Linked DNA regions of Homo sapiens: region 2 is linked to region 1. The links are chromatin loops, found by intact Hi-C in ENCODE. Cell type or tissue: mammary epithelial cell. All regions are shown on one strand. Each heading gives the region's core, and the rest is flanking DNA. Links, peaks and the distances in the headings are about the cores only.

Region 1 (16,488 bases), core at 7,096-11,095:
CTTTCCTCTCCACCTCTAGTTAACATCATTCAAGACCTCTACATTGAGGTCGTTTCTGTCTTTTGATCCTCCCTTCACTTGCAGAAGTGCTTGGCCGCATAGCATCCTGGGCTGTGGGGCTGGCACTTGGCATCACTTCTCCATCACTGCAGTGCCATCCTGCAGGAAAGTGTCCACTTCCCCAAGAGCTTGATGCCAGGAGTCTCCACTACTGTGGGTGCAGCCATGTCCATGCAGTCATCCTGAGGGCACAACTAAGGCATCTCTGTAGCTTGGCATGGACCAGGCACCACCCTGGCACAGACAGGAAGAGCTGAATCTTCACTTGGCTTCTGGGATTCCACTCACTGTTGGTTCCTTATGTACCTTACTGGCTGTTCCTCCTCTGTCTCCTTGGCTGGTTCCGTCTCATCTCCCTAGCTCTAAATGTTGGACTGCTGTAGGACTCCATTCTGATATGGCCTCTCTTCATCTGCATGGTGTCCCTAAGCAATCTCATCCAGCCTCACACATCTACACACTGATAACTCCAGGCCAGAAACCTCTCTCCTGAATTCCAAATTCCTGTCTCCCACTGCCTTCTTGATGTTTAACCCTGCATCTCCAACAGGCATGTCAAGCTAGTTATCTAGCTCACTCTTAATTCCAAGGATAAGCCTTGGAATTAGCCTCGGCTCTTCCCTTTTTCATCCCATACCTAAGCCATCAGCAAGTGCTTCTGAAATACCATGTCCAGAATCTCATCACTTCTCACTCTCTCCACTGCTGCTACCCTGACTGCTGTCATCCCCTCTTGCCTGCATTACTGTACCAGCCGCCTGACTCGTCTTCCTGCTTCCACCTTCCCACCTTCAGTCATATATCCAGGCAGCAACCGGAGGGATTATTTAAAACATAAGAAACATCAGTCGCATCATGTCTCTTGCTTTTTAAATTTAATTAATTAATTAATTAATTTTTGAGATGGAGTCTCACTCTGTTGGCCAGGCTGGAGTGTTGTGGTGCGGTTTCGACTCACTGCAACCTCTGTTTCCTGGGTGCAAGCAATTCTCCTGCCTCAGCCTCCCGAGTAGCTGGGATTACAGGCACCTGCCACCACACCCGACTAATTTTTTGTATTTTTAGTAGAGATGGGGTTTCACCATGTTGGCCAGGCTGGTCTCGAACTCCCGACCTTGTGATCTGCCCACCTCGTCCCCCCAAAGTGCTGGGATTACAGGTATGAGCCACCGCGCCTGGCCTCTTTTTTGCTTTTGCTTGAAACCATCCAGAGACTTCTCAGTTCTCACACATTCCCCTCAAATCCTCCATGGGCTCCAAGTACATGGGTAATCTGGCTCTGCTGCTTCTCTGGCCTCCGTCCACTTCTCTCTCCCCCTGCCCACTCCCTTGCCTCACGCCTTTTGGCCCAGACAGCCTGCAGGCTTGTTCATCTATTTCATTCAGGCCTCCCCCAACCTCCCTGTATAAACTAGTAGCAGCCCCTGGCCGGGCGCGGTGGCTCACGCCTGTAATCCCAGCACTTTGGGAGGCCGAGGCAGGCGGATCACGAGGTCAAGAGATAGAGACCATCCTGGCCAACATGGTGAAACCCCATCTCTACTAAAAATACAAAAATTAGCTGGGCGTGGTGGCGCGTGCCTGTAGTCCCAGCTACTCAGGAGGCTGAGGCAGGAGAATCTCTTGAACCCAGGAGGCAGAAGTTGCAGTGAGCCGAGATCGGGCCACTGCACTCCAGCCTGGTGACAGAGTGAGACTCTGTGTCAAAAACAAACAAATAAACAAACAAACAAAAAACAAACTAGTAGCAGACCCCTCCCTGCCCAGTTATTCTCCCCCTTTACCTGGCTTTAATCTTGCTTCGCAGAACTTAAACCACCAGACATACTTGGTTTACTTTCTCCAGTACTGTGCTGTAAACTTCTTGAAGGCAAGGGGCCTGATCTGGTTTGCTTATTGCTAAATTTCCATGCATGAACCAAACCTGGTATGGGTGGAGTATACAGATATTTGGTGACTCAATAAATGGACCCGTGCTAAATGCTGTGTGTATAAGGATACCTGTTGCAGTATTATTTTTAATAGCAAAAGATAAAAGCTTATATGGCTATTAGTAGGGTGCTGGTTTTGTAAACTATGGTAGTTTTTGAAATGTGGTATTAAAAGGAATAAGGCAGCCCTGTATATACTTATATGCAACAATGGAAAAAAACGTTAAGTTGAAAAAATGTATAAATCGTGTATAGTCTGTCTTGCGTGTGTGTGAAAGAATTTATGTCAGTATGTCTGCCAGCCTTGGAAGGATGCAGCATTGCTGTGTCAGAAGGGTCCTTCTCCCAGCCTTCAAGAGTATAGTCTCCCCGGGTGGCTATTTGACCAAATTAGGGAGAAAGAATCTTCCCTCTCTCTTTCTAATTTGGTTAATAATGGTTGATACCAAACAAACTCTGATCATGCTTCAAAAAAAGGGGCCAGTGAGGGCTCTCACTCATAGTCCTGTTGAGCAGTTATGACTGTTTTTGAGAAGGGATAACAGCCACATTTTCATAACTGCTCAAAACCCCAAAGAGATAAGGCTAAACTGTGACAAAGGGAAAAAAGAGACAGTGCTTTTCTGGTAGTTTTTCAAATCTGTTCAGGTCAAATATGGGTGAATGTTGGCTTGTGGTGAGTTTTACCCTTTCCCTCTGTGGTCAATTTTGTGAACTTTTTGTTCTGGCTTGAGACATTCTTTTTTTTCCTGGTTCAAGTCATGGAGCAGGGGCAAACCTTCGGTTGTTTCACAGTTGTCCAGACTTTATTGGACCCCATTTCATGCCCTTGCCCTCATCCTTCCTGGCAGAGGACTTTCCTTGCCTAGAACATTGCCAGTCTCCGTGAAAGAGGAAGAGGTGTTTTCAGCCCGGTGACGTTAGCTCTGTTCTGGTTTCCTTTAGAACAATCCTTATTCTAGTGAGGGGTTACTCTAGCTTCATTTCAGTTTCTCCCCAGAGAGAGGAACGACCAACTTGTCAACAAGTGGAAATGGAAGAAGTGTTTCTGGGAGGTGGCTCTGTTGGGGATTAGACTGACACCTCTTTGTAAGAGGATGCAGTTGAGTTGCCTTCACTCTTCTGCTGTAACCAGATCCTCCTCTCCAGGTGTGCTGGGAGACCTGGCACATTATTTTAGGTATTCTTGAAGCTTTTTGAGTAACCTAGAAAGTATCTCATATAGTATGATAGGCTAGACATTGTTTAGATTTGTGGATTGACAGGTGTGGGGCTGTGGTACTCGTGTGTGCGTGTGGAGATATCTAGGCGTGTCTCCCCTGCCATGGTTTGAGCAAAATGGTCACATCTTCACTTCCAGTCTGACTCTGAAGAACAAGGTAGCCACTGTATTTTGCTTTTCTCAAATCATTCAAATTCTCTTAGATTTTGCTGTACCCAGTACTGAGTGTGAGTAGAAAGGGTAATGTTTATTAAAGATACATTGCAGTATCCCAAGATCGTAAGTTATGAAAGCAATGTTTGCATTTCACATAAACCAGTTTTGTTACTACATAAACGAATATGTCTTCAAGTGTTGATCCTGGCGTGTTTGCTCCTTGATTTAAAACAAAAACACATTTCCCATTTTAAATTCTCCTTGTGTTTAAATTATGAAAAGGCTACTTGAAAAGTCTTGCTATTGATTTATTCGTGAATCAAGGAACTTCCCAGCTATCTGTAGATTTGTGGTGTTGCAGTAAATGGGTCAAGAGAATCTGTTAATCTGTTAATTGTGAGAAACAATGTTGCCAGAAGCTAAATGAATAAAGCATACTTACCACCTCTTGTTCCAAAGCAAGGAAGCACACTGTGTAAAGAAGTTGAGAATTGTTAGAGAGGTTGGTTAGAGCAATGTAGGTGTGAGGCCGTTGCAGCTGCGTAGAGAGAATAGAGCCTTTAGAGTTGGCCAAGGGAGTTCTAATATAATCACTTACTGGCTGGCAATCACTTACCTCCTCTGAACCCTGTTGTCCCATCCATAAAATGGGGTTAATAATAGTACCTGTCTCATAAGGTTGTTTTGATAGCTTAATAAGGTTATGTACAATAGGGTCCAAAATCTCTTCTCATAACTGATAGTCATAACTCATATGAACAACATACTTTATATGGCTACAAAGAAGATTATTTGCTTTTTTTTTTTAAGAGATAGGATCTCGCTTTGTCATTCAAGCTGGAGTGCAGTGGCGTGATTGTGGCTCACTGCAGCTTTGAACTCCTGGGCTCAAGCAATCTTCCCAAGTAGCTAAGACTTACATATATTTTGATAGATACTGATAGTAGGAATAGGTGCATCTTGAGGTGTGTGGTGTACCTTAAATATTCAGAAAGTAAAAGATGAAAGAAAAGGAAGAATGCTTTCTAGAATAGTAAGATTATATAGTGAGACTATGATAAAACTCAAGGCATATGGGGAAGGGGAAACAACCAGTTCTGCAGAAAGAGTACATAAATTGTGGAGAAGAAAATCCTGAGTGAGCTAGGATTCATTTACTATAAATTATGACTTCAAGGCCAAATTACAGATAGCCTTAACAAATAAGCAGCTCACAATAAATATTCACAATTATGTTATATTTATATTACCATGGATCTGATTATAGTAGAAATGTTCACGTCTTCTCCTTAATTTGATTTTCATTTTGTTTCAATAAGTAAATTACTCTTGGCTCATTCAACATGATGATGCTGAAAAGAAAAGAGGAATCTTTCTATGTGACCTGTTTGTCTTCAGAAGAAAGGTTTATTTCACTGGCCAGAAAACAGAATTCTCTCCCAGAGGAAATGGATGAGAGAAACTGGACTTAGGAAGTTCATATTCCATTCATTTATTCATCAAATATTTATCAAGTGTCGGGCACTGTGCTAGGTGCTGCTAGCCAAATCCCCACTGGAGAGTCTGTTGCATTTCAGGGCTTTTCAGGTTTCTGTTTCTCTTCTTCTACCCCAAGATTAAAAAGAGCAGTCTAAAACAGTGGAGAAAAACCTGAAACCAAAATTGGCTCTTTGAAAAAGAAATCAAGAAAAATGACAGACCTTTAGCTAGATTGACTAAGAAAAAAAGAAGATTCAAATTACTAAAATGAGAAATGAAAGAGTGGGTCTGTAAGGTCATGTTACTAATGACCTTACAGAAAGGAAAAAGGATTGCAAGGAGGACTGTGAACCTGTGCCAATAAATTATGTAATTTAGACAGAATAGACAAATTCCTAGAAAGACACAAATAAAGCTGCCGTGATCATTCATGTGCAAGTCTTTGGTTGACGTGTTTTCATTTCTCTTGAGTAAATATCTAAGAGTCAAGTTACAATGTAATGTGTGAGAGTTGGGTAGCTCCACATTCTTGTCAAGACTTGGTATTGTCAACTTTTTTAGTTTTAGCCATTCTAGTGAGTATGTAGTGATATCTCATTGTGGTTATAATTTGTGTTTACATGATTACTAATGATGCTGAGCCTCTTTCACATGCAAATTGGCTATTCTGTATCCTCTTTTGTGAAGTCTTTGTTCAAATCTTTTGCCTTTGGGTTGTTTTTGTTACTCAGTTCTATATATATATATGTTCTGAGTTATTTATATGCTTTTTTTTTTTTTTTTTGAGACAGTGTCTTGCTCTGTTGCCCAGGCGTGGAGTGCAGTGGCGCCGTCTCGACTCACTGCAACCTCTGCCTCCTGGGTTCAAGCGATTCTCATGCCTCAGCCTCCCCAGTAGCTGGAATTACAGACGTGTGCCACCACGCCTGGCTCATTTTTTGTATTTTTAGTAGAGATGGGGTTTCACTGTGTTGGTCAGCCTGGTCTCAAACTCCTGACCTCAAATGATATGCCTGCCTCCCAAAGTGCTGTGATTACAGGTATGAGCCCCTGTGCCCAGCCTAAATTTTTTCTTTCTTTTTTTTTTTTTTTTTTGAGACGGAGTTTTACTCTTGTTGCCCAGGCTGGAGTGCAATGGTGTGATCTCAGCTCACTGCAACCTCCACCTCCCAGGTTCAAGTGATTCTCCTGCCTTAGCCTCCCAAGTGGCTGGGATTACAGGCATGCACCACCACACTTGGCTAATTTTGTCTTTTTAGTAGAGATGGGGTTTCTCCATGTTGGTCAGGCTGGTCTCGACCTCCCGACCTCAGGCCCACCTTGGCCTCCCAAAGTGCTGGGATTACAGGTGTGAGCCACTGTGCCCGGCCTAAATTTTCTTTATATATTCTTATCAGGAGTTCTTTATATATTCTGGATATCGTATATTCTCCCATTCTGTGGCTTGTCCTTTTTATTTTAAATTTGTGTGTGTGTGTGTGTGTGTGTGTGTGTGTGTGTGTGTGTGTGTAGGCAATGCATTCTCTTCACACAGAATTTAGAAGTTACAAAAATTTGGTGAAAAATCTTCCTTTTGCCCAGGGCCTAGCATCCCCTTTCCCTGTCAGCAGGTTTCCCTCCTCAGAGGCAACCAGTGTTACCAATTTATGGGGAAACTTTATAAAGATATGCTATGCATAAATATAAAAATGCCTATGTGTAGTCTTTTTTTTTTTTTTTTTTTTAAAGATGGTAGCATACCTTACTTTTTTGTACCACGCTTTACACATAACCTTAGTTCTTGGCGATTGTTCCATATTAGCACATAGAGATCTTCCTCCCCACTAGTTGCCTCAACACTCTTCCTTCATTTTTAATGATTACATAGTATTCCATTGTTTCAATTAGTTCAGCACTTACTATTCCAGATGAGAAGTCTGTGCAAGTGATTCTTTTTCTTCTTCATGTAGTCTTCTACATATCCTTAGATTTTTCTTCTTCTGAAATTTAGAAATCTCACCATTCTTCTGGTATTTTATGTTTTTTGTTTTTTAATCCCCACTCAAAATCCAGTGGGCCCTTTTAGTTTTACTGCTTCATCTGCATCCTTTTTTGTTCTTGATTCTCTTTTTCTGGAGAAAGCACTTATGGATATCTGAGTTTTGGTCTGTCCTTTTTTAGGTTCACCTTTTCTTGTCTCATTTTATTGCATTTTATTTTCACTGTGTCTCCTGAGAGAATTCCTTGGTTTGATGTTCTATATGATGCATTTATTTTTCATTTCATTCTATCCTGGTGTTTCTACTTTTCTGTTTAATTTAAAGTTAAACCCACTTATGTTTGTTTAGTGTTCCCATGTTTTTGGACCTCCTCTGACTGTGATATCTAGATGATGATCTTGGCCAAGGACAAGAGCTGATTAGACTTGAGCATGCCGAGTTTCCAGTCTGCAGATGTGCGGATCTTCTGCTTCTACCTTCTTGGTGATGCACATGCTGTTCCTCCTGCCCAGCACTGAGACTTGCTCTTCTGCTACCACTGGGGTGCATATTTGTGTAGCCACACGCTCATGTCTATGTGTGTGTAAACATGTACATGTATGTATAGGCAGTGCACAGAGACTCTGCAGTCAGCCTTTGCCCTGGCTGTGGTGAGTGGATAGGGGTGGGGTAAGTCTGAGACGGGAGCAGATAGAGTCTAGGTCTTTGGAACTGCTCCTAGGCAGGCCTCCTTTCAGGATGTGTGGCTGATAACAGGACAGCAGGCTGGATGGACCCTTCTGAACTAAGGAAGTGGGGAAGAGTTTACCCTGCAGGTAGAGAATTTCATGCTCTTCCCACAATACCCTTCCTCTTTTCCTTCTTCCAGTTGCGTTAGCAACTTGGCACTCCACAGTCCTTTGCTCACCGCCCCCTGCCTTCCCAGTGCCTACTTCTGTTCTCAGTCTCTGTGGTCTCTGATTTTGAGTATTTTTCCAGACCCTATATAGCAAATCCCATGTCTTCCCAGATTTAGCATTTCCCACTGACCTTTTAGGTTTTGGTTCCTCAATTCTGGCTAAATCTGATTTTTCTGTAAATTTGATCCTGTTTGCTGTATCTCTTCCAGAAATTCCTCAAAATTTCTTATTGATTGATGGCATCCGTTCCTGTTTTCTGGCTTTTTAATGGGTTTATTTTTATTTTTATATTCCTTTTGTCATTCCCTTGGAACTTGGAGTGACACAAGAATCAAACACTTGAGCTCAGCCCGTCACCATTGTGGACTCAGTGTATCTCATTACTTTTCACTGGCGGGATTCTGTAACACCCTCTTTAACCAGTTTCCTAGTTTGTTCGTCTTCCATATAATCTTTTTAAAGATATTTATTTATTTATTTATTTATTTAGAGACAGAGTCTTGCTCTGTTGCTCAGGCTGGAGTGCAGTGGTGCAGTCATGGCTCACTGCAGCCTCAAACTCCTGGGATCAAGCAGTCATCCCACCTCAGTTTCCAGAGTAGCTGGGACTACAGGTGCATACCACCACACCCAGCTAGTTTTTAATTTTTTTTTTTTTTTTTTTTTTTTTTTTGTGGAGATGGGTCTCACTATGTTGCCCAGACTGGTCTTAATACTCCTAGCCTCAAGTGATCCTCCCGCCTCAACCTCCCAAAGCTTTGGGATTACAGGTGTGAGCCACCACACTTGGCCTCCATGTAATCTTAATAGTATTAACAGCAACAGCTTTTAAACTGAGTGGTTGCTATGTGCCACGCATTGTATCATACCCAATTTAATTGTTCCTTTATCTTTTACCCCTCATTTGCTAGGCAGACATTGTTTTGGTTATGTACTATTGCTTAACCACCCCAAAACTAAGTAGGTTAAAACACAAATGTACTGTGATCTTTTAGGGTTCTGTGGGTTGACTACCCTCAAGTATGTGTTTTTTGCTCTAGGTGTCTCTTGTATTTGGAGTCAGAAGTTGGCTGGGGCTGCAGTCAACTGGAGGTTCATTGGACTGGTTGCCTAAGGTGACTCACTTGTGGCCACAGTTGACTGGAGTGCCTATGTGTGACATCACCATGTGGCTTGGGCTACTCAAAGTGTTGTGGATGGGTACCTGGAGGGCATGTCCCAAGAATGAGCATTCTAAGAGTCAGGGAAGTGGAAATTGCTGGGCCATATAAGGGCTATGCCTGAAATTGGCACAGGATCAGTTTGGCCATATTCCTTTTTTTTTTTTTTTTTTTTGAGATGGAGTCTTGCTCTGTCACCCGGGCTGGAGTACAGTGGTGCGATCCCGGCTCACTGCAACCTACGCCTCCCGGGTTCAAGTGATTCTCCTGCCTCAGCCTCTCGAGTAGCTGGGATTTCGGGCACCTGCCACCAGCCCAGCACATTTTTGTATTTTTAGTAGAGAGGGGGTTTCGCCATGTTGGCCAGGCTGGTCGCGAACTCCTGACCTTAGGTGATCCGCCAGCCTCGGCCTCCCAAAATGCTGGGATTATAGGCGTGAGCCACTGCGCCCGGCCCGGCCATATTCTTTTGGTCAAAATAGTCAGAGGGTCTACCCAGATTCACCAGGATGGGTTGATAGACATCATCTCTTGATGGGGAAGTGGCCAGGTCACATGACAGATAAGCATGTAAGACCAGAGATATAGTTAGGACCTTCCTTTGAAAAATACCAACTGCCACAGATACCATGCTGGAGATAGAATAACAGCTACCAGGTCCATGCTTTCTCACACCTTATGGTTCAGTGCCAGAGGCAGGTGGATGAACAGGCAATGACAGCACAGATCATAAGTGTTATGAAAGAGCTAGGTACAGGGGCATGATGAGAGAACTTGGGGGGGGGGGATTTGCACAGCCCAGACTGGGCAAGTACTGGTGGGTGGGGAAGTTGGTTGAGAAAGAACACATCTTAGAGGAGGTATCTTTGGAGCTGAGTCTTGAAGCACAAATGGGCATTAGCTAGGTGAGTAAGGCATCCCATACAAAGTGCTCGTGGCACTTGGGGGAATTACTGATGGTCTGAGGATTGGCAGGGAATTGGGTGCTGCTGGCACGTGTGATGTGAGGTGGCGAAAGTGTGTTCTCCCTTTAGATTCTCTTCATCTGTGGCCTTGCCTGTGAGGGCTCTAGCTGGTCCTGTATGCAATGTATTAGCGGGACATTTAGGTGTCTCCTTAGGAGGTGACGGATAGACTGTGTGAGTGGGAAGAGAAGAGTGAGCCTCATTAGCTTCACTGTGGTGAGCTTTTTGTGGATTCTCTTCACTCTCCATCATTCATTTCTCCTTCTGTTTCATATTCTCTTTTTTTCCTTCCCGGTCTGTTGCTCAAGTGAACACATAGAAGAGGGTTATGTTGGACCAGGCATGGTGGCGCATGCCTGTAATCCCAGCACTTTGGGAGGCTGAGGTGGGCAGATCACTTGAGGTCAGGAGTTTGAGACCAGCTGGCCAACATGGTGAAACCCGTCTCTACTAAAAATACAAAAATTAGCTAGGCATCGTGGGAGGTGCCTGTAGTCCCAGCTACTTAAGAGGCTGAGGCAGGAGAATTGCTTGAACCTGGGAGGCGGAGGTTGCAATGAGCCAAGATCGCGCCACTGCACCCTAGCCTGGGTGACACAGTGAGACTCTGTCTCAAAAAACAAACCAAAAAGAGAGCTGCATTCATTGCTGAAGGGTGAGGGCAGGTGAGGGAAGGGAGCTGGTGTTGGAGGAGCTACTCCATGCAGGGCGCACTTGGCTGAGTGCTCCACTAGTTTTCTCTCATTCATACTGTACGAGAGAGGCACTTTATCCCTATTTTACACGTGACGAAATGGGAGCTCTGAGGGGACGTGGGGAATCTCTCAGCTGGTGAGGAGCAACGACAGGCTGTCACTGTACCCCACCAATGCTTTTGACATGTGCTCATCTCAGGATATGTGTGCAAGGGTGAGGATCTTGGCCTAGGACGGGGCTGACTGCTGTTAGACTAGGGTGTACTCAGATTCCAGTCTGCAACTGTGGGGACCAACGTGCTGCTTCTACCTTTTGGAGGAGGCACCTGCTGTTCTTCTAAGCAGTGAGCTTTGTTCTGGTGCCACTGCTGGGGTGCGTGTTTTTGTGGCCATGCATACATGTCTGTATTTTTCTGTTTAAACATGTACATGTATGTATATGAGCAGGCAGAATTGGGGTGAGAGGGCAAACCCAATCACAGCCAAAAGTCCCTTGGTTAAAAAGGGCATGAACAGAGTTTTGGAGATTGTTTCCTTCAACATTGTGAATGTATTTAACACTAGTGAACTGTATACTTAAAAATCGTTAAGATGGTAAGTTTTATTTTATGTGTATTTTACTACGGTTAAAAAAGAGAGAAAGAAAGTTGTAATTCCTGCTTGGCACAGCCTAAGGAAATCATTCTAGAGTCCTCAAAATTCTTGATGTGGGTTTGCTGATGGCAGCTGGAAGGGGATCTCTAAGCCTTCTATTTGCACTTCTGGAAGCTGTTTTCTTTGCACCAAAATCCAAGAAGAATGGGTTTTTTGCTTTCTCTATGTGGGCTCCTCCCTTGGTGTGGTAGCGCCATCATGCATAGAATTTAAAATGTTCCTTACATCTACCATCTGCACAGCATTTGTCTGACTGCCACTTGTGTCTTCTGCTACCTTGGGTGATTTTGAGGACTGTCTGCTTTCCCGGGGCTTGAATTTCATAGTAAGATGAAATTCACTAGGTATAAATATTACCATCTGTCATTAGTCACCACTGACAGAGGAAAAGCACTTGGGTCATTGAAAACAAATGGATACGGTAATGTGCTCTGAATCTTTGTCCCCGGCTTAGACATTGATGACGCTTAGCCATGGCTGAAAATTGAAGGTGGGGATGCCAGTTCTGTTATCAACATTTTCTCTTTAGCCAAGATGATTCAGCCCGTCACAGAGTCCCCTAACCATAGTATTGTCATCCAGCCTACATTCTCTCTTGTTTGCAAAGTCCTTCCCTTGCTCTTTTGGCACTGAATGGAGCTTTGAAAAAGCCATTTTATTTTGGTGGTGGTGTCCTGAATATATTTTTAGTGTGTTGTAGTAGAAACAATGTGGCTTTGCAATCAGAGGTAATCTTTTTAATCTTTGTCACTTTGGTGGGAGAAACAATATCTTGTTTTCATTTTCATTTTGTATGCTATTGATGATGAATGATTATTGTTTATTGGCTATATTTACATAATTTGTTCATTTTTGTAGTGGAATCTGCCTTTTAAATACTGATTTTTCAAAACCCTTAATATGTTAAAGCAAACAACCTATTTTCATGTATGTTCAAATCCTTTCCCCAGTTTGTTATTTATATTTTAATCTTTGTTATGTCTTCTTGACATAGAAAAAAAATTGCTGTCTATTATGCTTTTCCTTTATGGATTCTGCTTTTTGTTGGGGTTTAGAAAGCCTTTCCAACCACAGGATTTTATATACTATTCATCGAAATCAGAAATTGGCAGACTAAGGCCAAAAGGGTGTATCTGTCCAGCTGCCTGTTTTAGTATAACCCATGGGTTAAGAATGCTTTTTTATTGTCTTGTTTAATTTTATTAAAACTTTTTTTTTTTAAGACAGATTCTTGCTCTGTTGCCCAGGCTGGAGTGCAGTGGCGTGATCTGGGCTCACTGTAATGTCCACCTCTCAGGTTCAGGGGATTCCCATGCCTCAGCCTCCTGAGTAGCTGGGATTACAGGTGCCCACCACCACGCTTGGCTAATTTTTTTTTTTTTTTGTATATTTAGTAGAGACGGGGTTTTGCCATGTTGGTCAGGCTGGTCTTAAACTCCTGAAATCAGGTGATCCACCCGCCTTATCCTCCCAAAGTGCTGGGATTACAGGCATGAGCCACTGCGCCCCGCCCACCATTAGTTTTAAAAGTGATTTTTACATTTCTAAGTGGCTGATGAAATAAAAAGAATTATATTCTGTGCCATGTGAAAATTAGTGAAATTAAAATTTCAGTCTTTGTTAGTAAAGGTTTTTTATTTTTTATTGTTTTTTTGAGACGGAGTTTTGCTCTTATTGTCCAGGCTGGAGTGCAATGGTGCAACCTCGGCTCACTGCACCCTCTACCTTCCGGGTTCAAGAGATTCTCCTGCCTCAGCCTCCCGAGTAGCTGGAGTTACAGGCATGTGCCACCATGCCTGTTTAATTTTGTATTTTTATTAGAGATGGGGTTTCACCATGTTGGTCAGGCTGGTCTCTAACTCCTGACCTCAGGTGGTCCGCCTGCCTCAGCTTCCTAAAGTGCTGGGATTATAGGTGTGAGCCACCATGCCCTGCCATAAAGTTTTATTAGAACATAACCATCCTCATTTGTTTACCTACTGTCTATAGCTGCCTTTGCACTACAACAGCTGACTTGAGTTGTTGCAGGAGAGATACTGTGGCCACAGACTGTTCCTTAACAAAAAAGTTTGCTGACCCCTGGTATAAATCATCATGTAGTACTCATTTTTTTAACCTTTAAATGGCCTGACATTTATTTTTGCATTTAGCATTAGAGAAACTATTTTCTAAATAGTTAACCAAAAAATCCATCAGCATTTATTGAATAATCTATTCTGTCTTCACTCTTTGAAGTTCCATAGTTATCATTATTAAAACTCAGATCTGTTCCATCAGTTTAGGGATTGACATGGTGAGTTATCAAGCTATTTGGATAAGAGAGATGTTACTCAAGAGTTCCCTGGAGATGAGATTCCCCTTAACCTCCTGCATTAACACTGAATGTTCAAGTCAGATGTGCCCCTGCACAATGCTGTCTGACCACTCACATTTATTTCTATTGTAAGAGCAGACACTGGTGGGGCCTCGTTTTATTTTTCCGGATTCTGTTGGGGATTGCTGATGGCTAAGTGGAGCTGTGTGTTAATGGTTTCTGGTACTTTGGGTTGGATCTTCTCTGGAGCTGGCTGACTCTTCAGCTCCCTTGAGAAGAGAAGTGGCTTGATTTATTTTTCTGCCACTGGTGGTTCAGGAGTTTCATTGTTTTAAGAAACACTAATGAAGAATTGCTTACCACCAGGCACTTCTCCAGATGCCACAGATGCAAAGGTGAATGTGGTGGTAGTTGGGGGTTTCTTGTCCGGTAGGTAACTGTTTAATGAAATCTCTGGCGCCATGGAGGCAGACGGTGAAGGGCTACTAGCCTCTGCTCTGGAGTCTCCAGGCTGGGTTGTGCCTCTGCTTCTTATTAGCTGAGTGACTTCTTGTCTTTTAACTTTCCTGGTCTGTAACCTGTTCTCTTAATAAAACAGGGATAATAAAATTCCTCCCCTCTGCCACCAAGTTATTTTAAGGGTTAAGTGAGACATTTAATATGTAAAGTGACTTACACAGTGCCTGGCAGAGAGTGTGAACTTAAACATTTAATTTCTTTATCTTCCCTTCCCTTGATTTAGAGCTATATGTATAGACTGCTGTGAAAGGATGGATTTTGTCCCTAAGTCCATCTTAGCCCCAAGACTTTGCTTTCTATTTTGGGGTTTTGTTGTGGTTTTGAGTCAACTCATAGTCCAGGTTCCCGGGCAATCAGCTGTCCACCTTTTGCTGTCTGCCAAGGGTGGGTCCATATGTCCTAAGGAGAACACTCAGGCCAGGTGTCAGAGCCAGGTTGCGATGACAGTCTGTGGGCTGTTTGTGCAGCTGGCCTCCTTAAATGGACTATGGTCAAGATTCCCCATGTCAGTTTCTGTGCTGAGGGCTGCTGGTTTGTGAGAGTGGAAAAAACGGTTTGAATCAGGTATCACTGAAGCAAATTACTGAAGGTGAGTGACCTGTGAGAGGCAGCTGTCACGTGGGTAAGAATATGTTAAGGTGTACCCAGTGACCTTGGCTTGAGCCTTTGCTGAACACAGTCATTTCAGTAGGACTTGCCCTCATATCCTAAGGATGGGCTCTGTAGATGGCACACAGGGCTGTTGAACTTGGGTTTATTCAATTTTGCTAGAATAATAGCAGTTTCTAATCCTCTGTAATTTACCTGAATTGAAACATGATTCCTCCTGGTGTGGCCAGACTGTTTTTTTCCACCTAGGAAACATTCATCAGGGTATCCCAGGCCATATGATCTTAGCATTGACAACACCTCTCATCTGCCCTTGCCTCTCCTGGCACCTACCCCCTAGGTCAGGTACTACTGGGAGAGGGGTACCTGGACAGTTGGCAGCTCCCCAACTGCTCCCTCTCACGTCTCCTGTATTTCCCTCTTTATTTTTTCTGCATGCTTTTTTCTGAAGTCTTTTTGTAAAATGTGTCCATGATTGCAGCTTGCTGCTTAACAGCCGTTACCTGTGGGGTGCACCTCAGATTGTTAAGCCTGTTATTTAAGATTCCCTAGGATTCTGGAGCTAATCCACTTTCCAGGCCTTATTTCCTGCTGCTTCCCCTAGAGCAGCTCATGTCCATTCAGGATGACTGGTCCCCTGCCCGTGCCTTCTTTTTTGCCTTCTGCACTTCACCCCTTGGCGATTTTGCTGATGTGGTGTTCCGTGCCAGGAACACCTTTCTCTTCCATTGAACAGCTCTGCAGAGTTTATAGAGGACTTTCTCACACATCCCCAGTAATCTCCATGCAGCCTAGCCTGGACCAGGTTTTGCTGTTTTCCAGTGAACGTCAGTAGGTTTAAGTGGTTTTCTTATGACCTCATAGCTGGTAGGAGAACTAGAATCTAAACCCGGGTCTCTTGCCATCCTGCCAAGCCCAGGTCAAACCTCCCTCTCTGAAGCCTTCCTCGGAGAACAGAATTATTCTGGCTTTCTTCTGGGCTCTAGTACACAGGTCACCTAAACTAGATTCCTCAAGTAAATTCCTTATTGGCTCCCTTTCCTCCACATCTAGAATAGCACCTAGCAGTCCATGGGAACTTGATAAGTGTTTGGATGAATACATAAGCGAACAGATTTTGCTTTCCATATCTTCTAATACGTGGTTTGGGGGAGTATAGCACCATGTTAATTAGGCTGCTTAAAACTCCTGTGTGTTGGAAAACACCTATGTTTTGGTCTATAGAATAAATAGGGAGTGATTATTTTGTCCCACTCTTTCTGCCATCTCATAGAAACATAATCAAGTATTTCATTACTTGAAGAAGGTTGCTTACAACACATTTAACTGTATCTATATTTTGGGAATGTAATTTTTTTTTTTGAGACATGACCTCACTCTGTCACCCAGGGTGGAGTATGGTAGTGTGATCACAGCTCCCTGCAGCCTCGACCTCCTGGGCTTAAGCGATCCTCCCACCTCATCCTCCCGAGTAGCTGGGACTACAGGTGTGTACTACCATGCCTGGCTAAGTTTTTTTTTTTTTTTTTGGAGATAGAATCTCACTCTGTCACCCAGGCTGGAGTGCAGTGGCACAATCTCGGCTCACTGCAACCTCTGCCTCCCTGGTTCAAGCGATTCTCATGCCTTAGCCTCCTGAGTAGCTGGGATTACAGGCATTTGCCACCATGCCCGGCTAATTTTTGTATTTTTTGTAGAGATGGGGTTTTGCCATCTTGACCTGGCTGGTCTCAAACTCCTGGCCTCAAGTGATCTGCCTGCCTTGGCTTTCCAAAGTGCTGGGATTACAGGCATGTGCCACCACGCCTGGCCGTGCCTGGCTAAGTTTTAAATTTTTTTGTAGAGA
Region 2 (16,488 bases), core at 6,562-10,561, 62 kb after region 1:
ATTGAGCCTTATTGATGACATTCCAGTTCAGCATCTCTTTTTCCCAGAGGCTTTCCCCCCCTACAGGTTGGACAGGTACACTTTTTAAAACTAAGTATTTCCTGGCAAACTAAACCTCAGGTATAATTCCTTCAACTCATACTCAAAGTAGAATACATCCTATTCTCCAAAAGCACAACTCACTTTCTCCCCCAAGGTCCATTTTCCAGAAAGCCCTTAAGCACATTCATGTTTACTGAACAAAAAAGAAAAGGGAGGGAAAAGCTTGGACCCCTGGTTGTTAGGAATCTGTATGAAGAATAAGTAGGAAAGAGAGAGAGAGAGAGAGAGAGAGAGAGAGTGTGTGTGTGTGTGTGTGTGTGTGTGTGTGTGTGTGAGAGAGAGAGAGAGAGGAGATTTATCTATCTGTGGGCCAGGCAGTATGAAAATGACTTAAAAAATATAAGGTCCTTATATGAGAACACATGGACACAGGAAGGGGAACATCACACGCCGGGGACTGTTGTGGGGTTGGGGGAGGGGGGAGGGATAGCATTAGGAGATATACCTAATGCTAAATGACGAGTTAATGGGTGCAGCACACCAACATGGCACATGTATACACATGTAACAAATCTGCACGTTGTGCACATGTACCCTAAAACTTAAAGTATAATAATAAAAAATTTAAAAAAAATTAGAAAAAATATATATTATATATTAATATATAATAAATATATTAATATATAATATATAATAAATATAATATATATAAAATATCTATATATATAAGGTCCTTTACTGCCTTAATCAAAATCCGACTCCATATGAGTGAATACAGGAGAGGTGGCTTTAAACAGAACAAATTTTAGCCCTAATTCAGTATCGCTTGCTGAACAAAATGTGCTAAATGGCCTTATCTTTTCTTTAAAAATTTTTAAAATTGTGATAAAATACACCTAACATTTACTATCCTAACAATTTCTAAGTGTACAGTTCAGTAGTGTTAAGTATATTTAAATTAGTTATGCAGCTCATCTTCAGAACGTTTGCATCTTGCAGATCTGAAACTCTATGCCCATTAAATGGCAGCACCCTATTCCCCCTCTTCCAGCTGCCTCATTTTTTCCTTTAACATACCTTGAATAACTTGATCTTGTTCTGAGATGAGCCACTTACGTGTTCTGCCTTAGGGAATGCAGAGACGCTCTTCCTTTTCTTTGTGATCACATGAGTTTATCAACAAATTAGAAATGTCCTTAAGAAGAAGCCAAAAGGCTGTATGTAATGGCTCATGCCTGTAACACCCAGCGCTTTGGGAGGCCAAAGCAGGTAGACCACCTGAGCCCAGGAGTTCATGTTCAGTCTGGGCAACATGGTGAGACCCCATCTCTATATATTAAAAAGAAGCAGCAGCAGCAGCCAGTAGTAATACTGGGAGAAATGGGGACGCTCAATAGCAACTATATTCAAGTCAATATTTTCATCTTTGGCAGAGTGGGTACAGCAATCAGATGGATACTGCTGAATAACTTTATTCAACATGTAAATTAACTTGGTTAACGGGGACACGCTTTCAAAGCTCTACTTGAAGCGGAGCCTGTGCAGTCCAGCGAGCCCATTTGACTCTAGTCCCACTCGTAAAAACGCTGTCTGCAGAGGTAATTCCAAGAACTCTGAGGCTTCAGTTATAGTCTTGTGAAGGCCTTGTGCCTTTGAGGATGTTTCTTGTCTAGAATGTGGGAGGTCAGAAGGGGAGATGGAATCTTTAGGACACTCTCTCAGGCAGCCTGACTCTGAAGGAAACGAGAGAGGTGGAGAGGAACTAGAGGAGATTGCTGCTGTTTTTAAGATGGGTCAGCCTTGGGTGTATTTTACATGCTGAAGGATTAGAAGTTGAAGATACAGACAGGAGAGGGGATAATTGGTAGGGCAAGGCCCTCGGTTGGGGGAAGGTATGGATAGGTGTTCCAGAAAAACTCTCAAACCATGGTTTTCCTCTGCTCTCAGGCAACAACAGTTGTCATCAACACAGGAGAAGACTTCTGTGACCAAATTGCGGGGTGGGGGTGGGGGCGAGATTTTCCCCAAACACCAAGCAGCCATTGCCAGCTGGATGTCCACCAGTTTAATTTGCACATTATTTGCCTGGACATAGCATCAGATCCCACAGGTTGAGGACTCAGTCCTCAAGTCTGAGAGCTTCCAGATCTCGGACCTTAAGTTCAAGCCTCCAAAACTTCTGACCAGCCAGCTTCAAGTTGGGCTTCCCGTGACCTCTTCTTTGGGTTCCATTAATTTGCTAGAGCAATTCACAGAACTCAGAGAAACACATTTACCAGTTTATTATAAATGATATCACAAAGGATACAGATGAAGAGTTGCATTGGGCGAGGCGTGGGGGAAGGGGCGTGGAACTTCCATGCCCTCCCTGGGTGTAGCACCCTTCAGGAAACTCCACATGTTCAGCTCTCCAGAAGTTCTCTAAACCCAGCTCTCTTGGGTTTTTGTGGAAGCTTCGTGACAGCAGCATTCCATCCTCCAGGGTGTAGGGAGGGACCTTAGTCAGAAAGGCTGGGGAAGATTCGAGTCCTGCCTTGGGGCAGGTGAAAGGAGGGCAGGGGAAGGACAGAGAGATTCTGTTTCCTGAGGCTTAACACACCCAACATTATAGTGAAAAGACTGGAACAAGGTCTGTGGAGGTTATGAGCCAGGAACCGTGGATTAAACACACACACACACAAACACACACACACACACACACACACACACACACACACACACCTACCTCAATAGGAAAGGCTGGATCAAGAGCAAAAATGAAGGCCTAAAGAAGGAAGCGAAGAAGGAAGTGAATTCACGAGGTGCCTACACTCAGATACTATAGAGACCTCAGCCTGAAATTGTACATCAAATGCGGAGGGGCTGTTGGGCCATGTTAGCCGCACATTCCACATTCTCTGCTCTATCCTCTGCATCAGGCCACGTCACCAGAAAGCTGTGTCCTTGTTCTGGGTTCCTTTATCTCCCTCTAGTTATACCCTTCTAGGTCTGGGGATTAACATTCTGTTTGTATTGAGGGTGGATATGAGGAACAGACACCTGTACCTTCTGTAAAACCATTTTGTAAGCTACCCTTTCAGTAGGTGACACAGGACAACCTGAAGATTGTATAGATTCCTCTTAGTGTTTGATGATAGGAGGAAGCTTGTTTTATCAGGCAGGCTAATATGCTTTTCTTTTTTGCCCAGGCTGGAGTGAAGTGGCACGATCTCAATTCATTGCAACCTCTGCCTTCCAGGTTCAAATGATTCTCGTGCCTCAGCCTCCTGAGTAGCTGGGACTACAGGTGCATGCCACCATGCCCAACTAATTTTTTTTTTTTTTTTGTATTTTTAGTAGAGACAGGGTTTCACCATGTTGACCAGGCTGGTCTTGAACTCCTGACCTCAAGTGATCTGCCCACCTCAGCCTCCCACAGTACTGAGATTACAGGCATGAGCCACCATGCCTAGCCTGGCTAATAAGCTTTATATTTAGATACAATGGGTTATGAAACTCAACATATTTCCAGTTTTGCCTTCAAGAAATCCAGGGTTAAAATGTTTTGCTGTTTACAGCATCCATCCTAGGCCTGAGTTTTCTAGCAATGTTTTTCTGCCACTGTTTCCTGCTTTCCACCCTTTACTCCCCTTATATGGCTTTAGTTGGGGTATAAATAAATGAGTGATGGATCTCGGAACCTCTGCTCTTCAGTTTTGCTTGTAAAGACAATATAGGGTACTTTGTATGGGAGAAACAGATACTTAAAAAAAATTATGTTAGAAACAGCATTGTGTTTAAAGGGCAGTGTGCTCAGGTGAGTGAATTTGATTAAGGATTGGCGTTCAGCTCTGCTGAAAGGGATTTAAGTGTCAACCTACAGGAGCCTGAGTCTGGTGGTTATGACGTCCAGGCCAGGTTCCTCCTGTGAATGTGATTAGAGCCTCTAACTCAGCTCCTTGTTTCCCGAGTTCTCCATTTCCAAACTGAAGCTGCTTTTAGAAGCTGTTTTATTTAGTCCTGCCCATGTGAGTGAGTGAGTGCTTTGAGCTTATTCACATATCATCCTCAGGACCTGAACGCCTACAAGAAGCAAGGGATAGCATTGCTGACCAGAATGGGCGAGTCAGTCAAGCACGTCACTGGCGGCTACAAGCTGAGGACTCGGCCGCTTGAGTTTGCTGCCATAGGTGACTACTTAGATACATTTGCACTCAAACTGGGAACCATTGATCGAATAGCCCAGCGGATCATCAAAGAAGAAATAGGTGAGCTGTCTGTTGAGGTCTCGATTATGCCCTGCAGCCACATTGGCAGAAATGCCATTCATGTGTGCTACAGAGAATCAAACTGCAAAATGCTGGAGTGACAGAACTAGGCCATCTTTTGCTTATCAAAGAAATACAAGGAGGGGAGGAGTTACTTGTGACTGGAATGTCACTTTGCACCCCGTCCTTTGTCCTGCTGTGTCAGCCTTGTGTTTGCTTTTCCCATGGCCAGCACTGCTGATTCGCCAGGTGTTTCCTCTTTTATGCTCTCTTAACTTTAGCTTTAAAAGTGGAGACATAGACTCAACTGCCCTTCATCCATAGGGAACAATAATTTAGTAAACAAACTTAGATACCTTTTCTGGCAGAAAGATGGTTCAGAAAGATAGCATGGAGACCTGTGTTTGCCAAAGTTATGACCCTGATGAATCTTCAGACTTGTAATTGACTCACCCACCCCACCGTGGTTCATTTTAAACCCACTCCTGCATGGGGGAGTTGCCAGGGCCTGTATTGATCCTTCCTCGTTTTTGCCTCCACTTCCTTCCCACCCCTCTCGGGGCCACCTGCTTTGCCACATCCCATAATGTTGGGATCTTTTATCTCCTTACATATGCATGGGGCGGACAGACGTGAGCAGTGTAAATGATCGCACTGGCATGGGAAGCACGTTGAGGATTCCCCAGCAGTTGCCATTCATCGGTCACTAAGCCATGATGACTGTGTTCTGTTGCAACAATGGCAAGACTCTTGGTGACAAATGATGGGCCAGATTTTCTTTACGGGGGAAAAAAATCAACATTTTTTTTTTCTCATTTCTTGTACTTGTTCCCTCTACTTGACCCACTGATGATACCATGTGGGGCCCATAGGTTTTGGAGATAGCTGTGGATACCATCCACACCTAAGGATCTTGCAGAGTAAATTCTGATGGGATCCAAGGGGCTGAGGTGGCCACCGAGTGATAGAGTGAGTCTGCCAGTGTAAGACCACATCTCTTGTATCAAAATGTTTCCTAAAATTCCATTGTTTATCCATTGTGACTGTTTTTGTTTTTCGTTTTTTGGTTTTTGGTTTTTTTTTTGAGACAGAGTCTTGCTCTGTCGCCCAGGCTGGAGTGCAGTGGCACCATCTCGGCTCACTGCAAGCGCCGCCTCCCGGGTTCACGCCATTCTCCTGCCTCAGCCTCCTGAGTAGCTGGGACTACAGGTGCCCGCCACCACGCCTGGCTAATTTTTTGTATTTTTAGTAGAGATTGGGTTTCACCATGTTAGTCAGGATGGTCTCGATCTCCTGACCCCATGATCCACCCACCTCGGCCTCCCAAAGTGCTGGGATTACAGGTGTGAGCCACCGTGCCTGGCCCCTGATTTTATTTTTTAACCTTTAAAAACATCTCCCTAAACCTATATGAAACTCTGCCTCCATTGCCTGTTAAAATACTGCTTCACACTATGGGTAGGCGAGTGGTTCTTTTCTTTTTTTTTTTTTTTTTTTTTTTGACGGAGTCTCGCTTTGTTGCCCAGGCTAGAGTGCAGTGGAGTGATCTTGGCTCACTGCAACCTCTGCCTCCTGGGTTCAAGCAATTCTCCTGCCTCAGCCTCCTGAGTAGTTGGGACTATAGGCGCCTGCCACCACACCCGGCTAATTTTTTTGTATTTTTAGTAGAAACGGGGTTTCACTGTGTTAGCAGGATGGTCTCGATCTCCTGACCTTGTGATCCACCCACCTTGGCCTCCTAAAGTGCTGGGATTACAGGTATGAGCCACCACCAGGCCAGCGAGTGGTTATTTTCGAAGATGTTTGGTGGATGTGGCTGCTACTGCTTTTCCCCATAAGGCCCATTATCCAGAGGGATGGCATTCCCATCACGGGATGGAATGGATTGATGTAACATGAGCTGTCAGAGGTTTTTAAGCAGTTGTGCTAGAAACAGTGTTGTGTTTAAAGAAGAGTGGGATCAGGTGAGTGAATGGCCAAAGAAACACATGTTCATGTAGAGAGCTCTTGGCTGTGGTGATTACTGAGTCAGTAATAGCAGCAACTGCTACCCAGCCAGATTTTAATTAGTTTCTGTTCCCTGTTCAGAGTACCTTGTGGAGCTGAGAGAATACGGGCCTGTGTACTCCACATGGAGCGCCTTGGAGGGTGAGCTGGCTGAACCCCTGGAGGGTGTGTCAGCTTGCATTGGGAACTGCTCTACAGCCTTAGAAGAGCTGACAGATGACATGACAGAAGACTTCCTACCTGTGCTCAGGGAATATATTTTATACTCTGACTCCATGAAGGTAAGCTGGCTTGCTTCTTGTGTATTTGCATACTTTCTTTGTAATAGCAGTTATCAGAAAGTAATGGATTATTGCCTGTTTGCATGTGATATAAGTTTCCTTCTTCCTGGGTGGGCAGGATCAGACACGTGGACTGACATCATGGACATATAAATGGAACACATGGTGAACGAAGTACGTGAATTAAACAAAAAAAAAAGTTTGGTAAGAAATTCTTACTGGTTTCTCTGAGAGTTCAAGAAGATATAATGCCTATGAAATAAGAACAAAGATGCCATGGAAAAGTAATAATTAGAGCTCTTGGAAGTTAAAACATGATTGCTGAAATAAAACTGAATAATCAAGTTGGAAGGTGAAATTGAAGAAATCTTAAAGTAAGACAAAACAAAAGTTGCTGGAAAATAGAACAAAAATGCAAAAGTACTGAAAATATGAAAGAAAAGAGACATAGGGAATTAATCCCAAAGGTTCAGCATCCGACTGATAAGAGTTCCTGAGAGAACAGGGAAGACTGAGGGAAGGAAATTGTAAAAGAAATAATACAAGAAAGTCCCCCAAAGCTGAAGACATAAATCGTCTGATTAAAAGGACATGATAATTGCCCAGCAAAAGGATTGAAAAGATCACCAGCCCAAAGCATATTATTGTGGAATTTTAGAACAAAAGTGATACGAATTTGAAAGCTTTTTAAAGCAGAGGGAGGGGCAGATGATGTATAAAAGGAACAAGAGTGAGAATGGCTTTGGTCTAGCAGCGGTGAATGAGAAGAGGAACTATGAGGACAAAAAAAATCTTTGGCCTCAAATTCTGTATGCAGAATCGGAGTAGAGTGCAGGAGGAAATGCGCCAGTGCCCACACTGGAAACTTCCCCGGCCTGCACATAGACTGGTTGGAGAACATCTCTTCAGGAGACTCCGACGATGGGGGCACTGATTAGTAGAAAGGCCCAGTCTTTATGACCAATAGAAAAAGATACGTGGTTCAGTGTTGAACATTCCCACCTCTAAATAGCACCCTCCTGCTTCTCAAAGGAGACCTCTGAATGATTAATCTGTCTTTGGGACAGGTCTAGGGCATCCCATGAGGAAAGACCTGAATAGGGACTGACCTGAATTCCAGAGAGAAACCTGTCAGTCAACATTGGGTTGTAAAAATGTTAAACCAGAAAGATCGTAGATCCAGGAAAACATTGTACAGCTTGAGAACAGGAATTAAAAAATAATGAATCAACTAGTTATAAAAACAAATTATGATGGAAAACTTTAAGCACATGCCAAAGCAGAGAGAATAGTGACAAACTGCCACATACCCATTCTCCTTGTTCCGTCTTGTCCCATCAGGTGTGAAGGGTTGATACGTACTAAACTGTGGACGGTGGAAAATGGAGCCTCTGGTGAATCCCCTTTTCATGTGTGCGTTATAAAGTTGCTAATAAAACACTTTCCAAGCCAGGATTGAATTTGGATCTCTCAGTGACCAGGGAAATGGTTTGAATTTCCTTATCTATAAGTTGGAAATGATGGTGGTGATAGGATAAAGTCAGATTTGAGATCATTAGCCTGAGACCACTAGTTGGAAATTATTGGAACTGAGGCTGTAAGCCAAAACTTCTGGCTGTGAATTTGCAGCTCATTCTCTTGTATCACATTGACTTTTATTAAAAAAAATTGGGATATACACATTGAATTTTTGATCCTATGGCCAAAACAAGTATAGAAAGACATGCTGACTTTCTTAAAATGAACTAGAATATTTCACTTATCAAACTAATGGTATCTGTGTTTTTTGTTTGTTTGTTTTTTTGAGATGGAGTCTCACTCTGTCATCACCAGGCTGGAGTGCAGTGGCACAATCGTGGCTCACTGCAACCTCTGCCTCCTGGGTTCAAGTGATTCTCGTGCCTCAGCCTCCCGAGTAGCTGGGATTACAGGCACCCGCCACCACACCCAGCTAATTTTTGTATTTTTAGTAGAGACGGGGTTTCCCCATGTTGGCCACCCTTGATCTCCTGACCTTATGATCCATCCGCCTCGGCCTCCCAAAGTGCTGGGATTACAGGTGTGAGCCACTGCGCCTGGCTGATATTTCTTTTTTTTTTTGAGACGGAGTCCTGCTCTGTCACCCAGGCTGGAGTGCAGTGGCACGATCTCAGCTCACCGCAAGCTCTGCCTCCCGGGTCCATGCCATTCTCCTGCCTCAGCCTCCTGAGCAGCTGGGACCACAGGTGCCCCCCACCACGCCTGGCTAATTTTTTGTATTTTTTTAGTGTCAGCCAGGATGGTCTCGATCTCCTGACCTCGTGATCCGCCCGCCTCGGCCTCCCAAAGTGCTGGGATTACAGGCGTGAGCCACTGCACCTAGCCCTGGTATCTGTTCTTAAAAATAAGTTTTTACAATTCCTGGAGTGTCCGTGGATTTGTCTCTTATGTATACACACCCTTCATCAAATATTCTCTTAACCTTGCCAGATGAAAAATCCAATGCATACACAGCACTGGGATACTATAGTACAAATTACTCTGTTTTTTTTCCTGTGGCAAGTATGTTAGTACTTAGTATATATTTGTATTTGAAGCACGATTTAAAAATGTCATATAGCAAGGATTTATCTGGCATCTATAAAACATTACACTGGGAGACATAGCTTGTGTAATTTAAGTTAGACATCAAAGAAACATTTGTTTGCTCTTTCTTTACCCCCCATGTGTGGGGCATATGTATGGAGTTTCTTGTTTACTGAGCCTGAAAAATCAGGTCAATCAGGCTGAGTGAATGGGATTGATTGTACACAGTCTTGTCTGGGGAAGGGCATGGAAAAGAGGAAGTGTGGACTGGCAGTCTCTGAAACCCAAGCTCTATCCCCGATAGTAGCTGAGCTGAGTCCAATTAATAAGAAACAGGGCCACTGCTCCTCCACTTTTCACCAGGAAAATGTCTCTGCAGAGTGCCCTGGGCACGATAGGAGTGATTGGATGGCAAAGCAAAGACTGTGTCTGGGATTATCAGGGTCTGTGTGGCTGGGACTAAAGACACCAGGAGAATGATAGATGTCTTAAGTGGCTTGCCCACCTTTTCACATTGCTGCTCTGTAAGAATTTTTAAGTATATTTTCTTCCTCCGAGAGAGTCATATAGTTCCATTTCCAAAATGGCTTTCTGATTTTTGAAACTTAAGTAGGGCAGACTTTGCTGTGCAGTATGGAAACTAAGCGTGGAGCAGAGGACTTGCCACAGGCCTGGCTGTGGCCTGTTCTTTATTTTTTGGAGATGGACTCTTGCTCTGTCGCCCAGGCTGGAGTGCAGTGGCACGATCTTGGCTCACTGCAACCTCCACCTCCCGGGTTCAAGTGATTCTCCTGCCTCAGGCTCCCGAGTAGCTGGGATTAGAGGTGCACATCACCACGCCTGGCTAATTTTTGTGTTTTTAATAGACACAGGTTTCACGACGTTGGCCAGGCTGGTCTCAAACTCCTGACCTCAAGTGATCTGCCTGCCCTGGCCTCCCAAAATGCTGGGATTACAGGCGTGAGCCCCCACATCAGGCCTGTGGCCCGTTCTTCATCAGCTGCTGAATGGTCCTCAGAGCTGAGAAAGTCCTGGGTTGGTTTTGGTGAGGAGTTACTGGTGTGGTGAGGTTCTGTCAGTCTATCTTCATCATGGCCTTGAGGGAACCTAATGGTGAGTGTTTGTCCTCATCATTTGGAAGTAGTGGCCTGTGCCTTAGGAATTTGAAATGGTGGATGGCTGGTCCCTCCCTGGATGGGAAAATGCCAGGGAAAAGTCCTGTCCTGATGGAGCTGTGGTGGGGGTTCCTCTCTGAGTTCGAAAGGGCCTTTAGGATCATCTTTCTCATTTGCTCATTGTTGACACGAAGAAACAGACCCTTGTGAGTAAATCTTTTCTCTGTTGCATGGCCACAGGACTATACTCCTTAGTGACCAATCAGCTTGTAGCTGTGTGTTTACTACTTGCCAAGAGGCAAACTAGGTGACTTTAGGCTTTTCAAGCCTGGCCTCCAACTGTATCTCTTTCAGGACAATTGTGGCTAGGTATGTTCTGTTCCCTTTGGAGGTAGAGAGCATAGAAAAATAGGGTCATTATCAAGGCACTCGGAACAAATGGAACAATGTGAGTTTAAGCAGTGAACAATGAGAACAGCTTGTACTAGAAAGACGGTTGAAGGCATGTGTCACAAGGATATGTGTGCGGGGACAGGAAGGTACAAAAGGTTAGTTACCCTTAAGCCCAGACTCAAGTTAAATACCTCGCAGACATCCACAGGTGAGCCCTTACATAGGATTTCACATCCTATAAACTGTGTGTGTATAATGAAATTAGGGTAGTGATGGGTTGAAAGAGGCCCTCTTGAAGTCCTCACCACTTTTCTGGCAGTGCCTTTTGAGTATTAGCATTGTCATGACTAGGCCAAATGTTGGAGAAGCTTTATTCCTGAAGGTTTGGGCAGGACTGTCTTATTTCCCACACTGCCTTATCCATAGAAGGTGGTCAGCAAGCATGTAATTGAATCGGACAATTTGGTAAATTTGCGACACTTACAAATATACAATGATTGCACATTGTACATCTTATTTTTAAGAGGTTTATCTATGTCAATACGCATGCTTATCTCAGGGGTCTTGGTGAATGACTGGGGTGGGGTGAGGGTCTGAAGTAAGAGTAGGTTGTAAGGGAAAGCCACATGGAAAAGGCTGTGGCTGGAGACTTGGAAGACATATGGGAGTGAGCTGCGCAAGGGTCGGAGGATGGAGCATTTTAGGCAGAGGGGAGCAGCCAGTGCAAAGTCCGAAAGCTGAAATGAGCTCAGAGTCTTTGCAGATCAGAAAGGCTGGGGAGTGGAACCTGGTGAGCAAAGGAGTAAGTGGTAAGCGGTGAGGTCAAAGAGAGGTAGGAGCCTGGTCCTGCAGTAGCTTTTTTTTTTTTTTTTTTTAGACAGAGTCTCACTCTGTTGCCCAGGCTGCGTGATCTCAGCTCACTGCAACCTCCACTTCCCGCTTCAAGCGATTCTCCTGCCTTAGCCTCCTGAGTAGCTGGGATTACAGGTGCGCACCACCACGCCCGGCTAATTTTTGTATTTTTAGTAAAGACGGGGTTTCACCATGTTGGTGAGGCTGGTCTCGAACTCCTGACCTCATGATCCACCCACGTTGGCCTCCCAAATGCAGTAGCGTCTTAAAGACCATCTTAAAGGCTGGTAAGAGTCTGGACTTTATTCTAAGGACTAGAAGAGAAGCCATTTGGTTTTATGCAGGGGGATGACAGGATGTGATTTTCACTTTAAGAAGACAACTAGTGCTACAGTATGGAGACTAGATTGTAGAGGATGAGAGTGGTGATTGGGAAGGCCGTTCAGAAGGCTGTCACAGGGAGCCAAGGGCAGAAAACTAGGTGGTGGAGCCTGGACTGCAGTGGTAGAGACGTGGGTGGATTTGGGGTATATTTTGGATGATGGGCCAATGGCACTTGCTGCTGTAGTGATGCAAAATAAGAAAGGAATTGGGGTTTTTGGCTTTAGCAGCTGGGTGGATCGCAGTACTGTTTATTGGGACGGGGAGGGTCCAGGGAGGAACAGGTGGAGCAGTTGGGAGTCCACTATTTTGGGCATGTGGAATTCAGAATGCCTCCTAATCATTAAAGTGGAGATGTCATGGCAGTTGGTTTTGAGTTAGTCTAGAGTGGGAATAGAAATTTGGGAGTCATTAGTGTATGAATGGTGTTTAAATCTCTGAGACCGATGGAGATTGTATGAGGAGATGTGATTGAGGTGCGTAGAGTGTGAAGGCCTGCGCCTGTGGCATGGTAATATTTATTGATCTATCACCTTAAGACGAAAGAACAAGTAGCAAAGGAGCCCACAAAGGAAGGGTTGGTGTGGCAGGAGGGAAGAAGAGGATTGCCTCCACGAAGCCAAGATAAATGTTTTAAGAAGGGGGCAAAATATATCTGTTGGATTTAATAATATAGACATCGTTGGTGATCGAGATTACAAGTGTGAAATGTGGATGCATAAGTTTTGGCTTAAAGACAAAGTTTTTCTTCCAGTTGGAGATAACTTCTACAACATTCCGGGTTAGTCCTTTTCAAAAGCCAATTTAAATTGTCAGGCGGTTTCTTCAGCCTGCCCGCCCCTTCCCCACAGGGCCACAAGGTGGCGCCAATGAGTCAAACTCCGGGAACGCGAACAGTTGGTGCTTTAGGTTGGCCATTTCCGGTGCCTTTCCAAAACTGAAATGAAGAGTTTTCTGGAAGATTGATTTGTCAGGGAAAAAATGTCCCCTTTCCTGAACAAAAGAGATTATACAGAGTGGCTAATTTCTTGCAGCTAAAATAATGTGAAGAAGCAGGATGTGAAATATGCCTGATTTCAAAGGCTTTAAAAAAATAAGAAAAATATTAAAATGAGAACTCTGAGATTCCCAGTAATGGCAGACTGAATACACATTTAAACTTCACCAAAATGACACTAAAACGATTTTGAAAAAAGTCACAAGCCCACAGACAAGAGCAACAGGCAAGGAGGCAATAGCAGTACAATTTTGGGAACGGATTGAGAGTTAATAAGTACTTTAAATGACTCAAGCTGATTTTGAAACCGACTGTGGGGGAAAAAACTGAGAAGCCACCTGGTTTACACCGCGGAACCCTCCAAAAAGGTCAAGAGTTGGCAGCACCACGCCCCTCTGGGACTGAGGTAGAGCTGAAGAGAAGAATAAATCTAGAGTCTGTTTAAGAATTCTAGCTTCTGATCCTCTCCTCCCTGCTCACACAGGGGCCACTTCCTTCTCCACTTTGGCAGAACTGGGGGTCGATTCTCTGGAGGGGGCCTCTGTGGAGCAAGAGACTCTAGGCACACTTGAGGGTGTTCAGTGAAAGATTAGTGATGTTGAGACTCTTCTCCTGCTTGACTCTCAGCCTTAGATCTTCCATGCAAGGAGGAAAAGAGCCTTTTCTAGAAAATCTGGACGGGCCAAGAGAAGTGACCCACAGATACTGATATTGGCTGGCGATGGAGAACCAGGGTGGTCCCTCAATGAAAGGACCCAGCCGAGTCTCCTATGGAGAATGTCAACAAGCCCTCTGTGCAGAGAGCTTTCAATCCATTTCCATGGAGTTTCCCTCTTGGATGAGTGGACAGACAAGGGTCACCAGATATGTAAGGGAAGATTTGAATATGAATATCAGAAGTAAAACAAAGAAGAAAAACCTATTGAATGAAACACTGATGGGGAAGAAAATTTCCAGAAAAAAATGTTAATATTTTCCAAAAGAGAAGATATCACAGCCATAAAACAGTAATTTTTAAAAATTCAGAGAACAAAGAGCTCTTGGAAATTAAAACCATAATAGGAATAAAAAAATTAATAGAAGAGTTAGAAGAAAAAGTTAAGCAAGTCACATATGAAAAGAAACCAAAAGAGAATTGGAGAAAAAAATATGAAAATTAGAGGATTAGACCATCTGAATAACAGGTGTGCAGGCAGAGAAACAGAGAAATGGGAAGCATCAAAGAAGCCATTCAAGGAAAAAGACCAGAAGGGAAGAAATAATGTATCACTGATTGTGTCTGTGTGATGAGATTATGTATGACTTCTCCCCCTCCTTTAAATTTTCCAAATTTTGTGTAAAAATATATTTTAAAATGAGGGGATAATGTGTGGTTTCAGTGTTACCAACATTGCCCCAGGACATCTAACTCGCAGGTGGTCCTGGTTTCCATAGAATGAATATGTAAAAGGAGCATGTTGAAAGGGGTAACCTGAACTCAGTCATTTAACCAGAGCTAGTGATATCACCAGTACCAGATCAGACTCATTTTCCTGCCTGCAGGAAAGTGCCCTTCTAGAGGGCTACCCTAAGCCACAGGGCTACGTGCGTATTTTATTTTTATTCTCATTTGTTCTTTATTACTGAACACCCATTACTCTACATGAATTCCACTTGGGTCTTGGGTCGTCAGCCCTGGCCTACAGGAATATGAACCATCCCATCCTGCAGTTCTCTGTGGGGGGTGAGCTGCTCCTGCTGCTTTGGTATCCTCTTCCAGCCCTGCATCCTAGCTCCCCTCTTCCACAAAGCTTTGAAGCTGAAAAACTTGGTGGGCTTGAAGAGGCTTTTTGGTAGCTGCTGACCTTTGGCGCTGGGGCTCCTTTTCTGCCTTTTCCCCTCCCATAGTTTGTGAGCCCACAGCCTTGCCAGGGTCAGACATGTGCATGAGTCTGAGGGTGGGGAAGGGATGCTGTGCTTTCCCGTAGATGCCACTGTGGTCTTTTTTGGGACAAATCCAGTGCAGATGTTGAAAGCCAAACCACAGGATGCATCTGTCATCCAACTCTTCCAAACATTTTGTCATTGTAGATAAAGGCTGTTTGATTAGTATTTCGTGGATGACATAACTATAGACCTCTTAATGACTGTTATTAATTTGTTATATTTGGATGACAGATATTGTGTTTCTATTGTTTAGCCTTTTTATTATAGAAAAATTCAAACATATCACAAAATAGAATGATAACAATAAACCCACATGTATCCCAGCCGTCCCGTGCGTATCCCAGCCGTCCCGCGCATATCCCAGCCAGCATCAGCAGTTGCCCACTCATGACTCATCTGGTTCTGTCTCTCTGTCACGCTGCTCCCAACTCCCACCCTGTGGTTTAATTTTACACAAATCCTGGAATCATATTATTTCATACAGAAACGTTTAGTACATATCTCTAAAATACAAGCATTCTTTTTTTTTTTTTTTTAAAAAGGACTACCTAATTATGTTTAAATATCCAGTTAGTGTTCAAATTTCCCCAGTTTGTCTCAGACACAGTTTCTGTTTCTTTTTCCAAATTGAGATCCAAACAGGATCTGTACATTGATTGGTATGTTTCTTAAATATTAAAAAATCCTTCTTTGTCCATTTATTTTTCCTTGTAATTTATTTGTTAAAGAATCATCTGTCTTCTCTTCATTGGAAAAGAGAGATAGTAAAGTTCCAGGTTATTAGGACCACTTGAAATCACAACAAAATGTTCTAATGTTTTAAAAAATAAGTGTCCGAGAGGAATTTATTCCATGTCTGTAATTAAAAGTCATCTTGTGAGTGTGAGGCCCTCCTTGGGCACCCTATGTATGATTTTGCCTTCCCCAAACCCTTGGTACTTTCCTTCCATTCCTGTTTTATTTTTCCTCCTAATGCCTAGAGTTACCTACTATATATTTTACTTGCTTCTTGTCTGCCTCTCCTCTAGAATGTAAGCTCCACATGGTTTTGTGATTTGTTCTCTGCTGTATCCCCGTCCCTGGCTAGATGAATGAAGATGTATGAAGGCAGGGCAGAAGCAGGGTGGGGAATGGGTGTGTAGAGGAGGGCAGGTGGCGCGAGGCATGAGGAGAAAAGTCTCACTGTGCCCTTCGCCTTTTTGATGTGTCATATCAATGGGATGCAGATCCCTATAAAGTTCTGTGAGAAGTTCAGATGATGACTCTCTTCTGCTTGTCACTCAATGATGGAGGGGCCTCTCTGCAGACGCCGGCTTGGTCTCTTGGCCTCTTTACCCCACTGCCGGCTCGGGCCTCATCTGACAGCCATAGGCTGGTTTGACCAATTTTATCAATAGAGACTGGGCTGGGGGCCCATCCTCTCAGAACATCACCAACAGCATGCAAAGGTGTCCCAATGAGGGTGGTGGTAGTCAGCAGTTTGTCTTGATTCAGAACACGTTGCCCAACCTTCAGCGTGGTTGGATTTTGGGCCAGCTGCAAAGCCACATGCTGGAAGGCAGCAGGAACAGCCTGAATGAGCCACTGCTGTGCCATGAGCCAGGTGTGGCCTTGAACAGGGCCCGCCACCGTCCCTTAGTCTCCTCATCTGTAGAATAGGGAAGATGCGCGTTCACTCTGCA

The links. Hi-C counts contacts between places; a loop is a spot of excess contacts. Peaks named below come from ENCODE experiments on the same cell type or tissue, not always from the same donor. Only the 100,000 strongest peaks of a DNase experiment are listed, where the experiment ranks them.
Region 2: a loop joins it to region 1, with 11 times the contacts of the local background. A loop is called at or near these places in 1 of 110 quality-filtered maps.

Annotation. Positions count from the first base shown.
Region 1 is chr9:112,769,230-112,785,717 of GRCh38, forward strand. All of the region lies in intron 1 of SNX30 (sorting nexin family member 30), which reads left to right. Among named protein-coding and RNA genes, the nearest start is that of SNX30, 27 kb to the left of the region's middle. In mammary epithelial cell, for the core only: no CTCF peak of the experiment used is centred there; a DNase peak (open chromatin) is centred at 8,862.
Region 2 is chr9:112,832,121-112,848,608 of GRCh38, forward strand. SNX30 (sorting nexin family member 30) reads left to right here. Exons shown (of 9, transcript NM_001012994.2): 5 at 4,094-4,289; 6 at 6,378-6,577. Among named protein-coding and RNA genes, the nearest start is that of SLC46A2, 51 kb to the right of the region's middle. RefSeq lists silencers at 1,075-1,275, 12,665-12,774 and enhancers at 14,106-14,659, 14,680-15,180, 15,966-16,488. In mammary epithelial cell, for the core only: no CTCF peak of the experiment used is centred there; no DNase peak of the experiment used is centred there.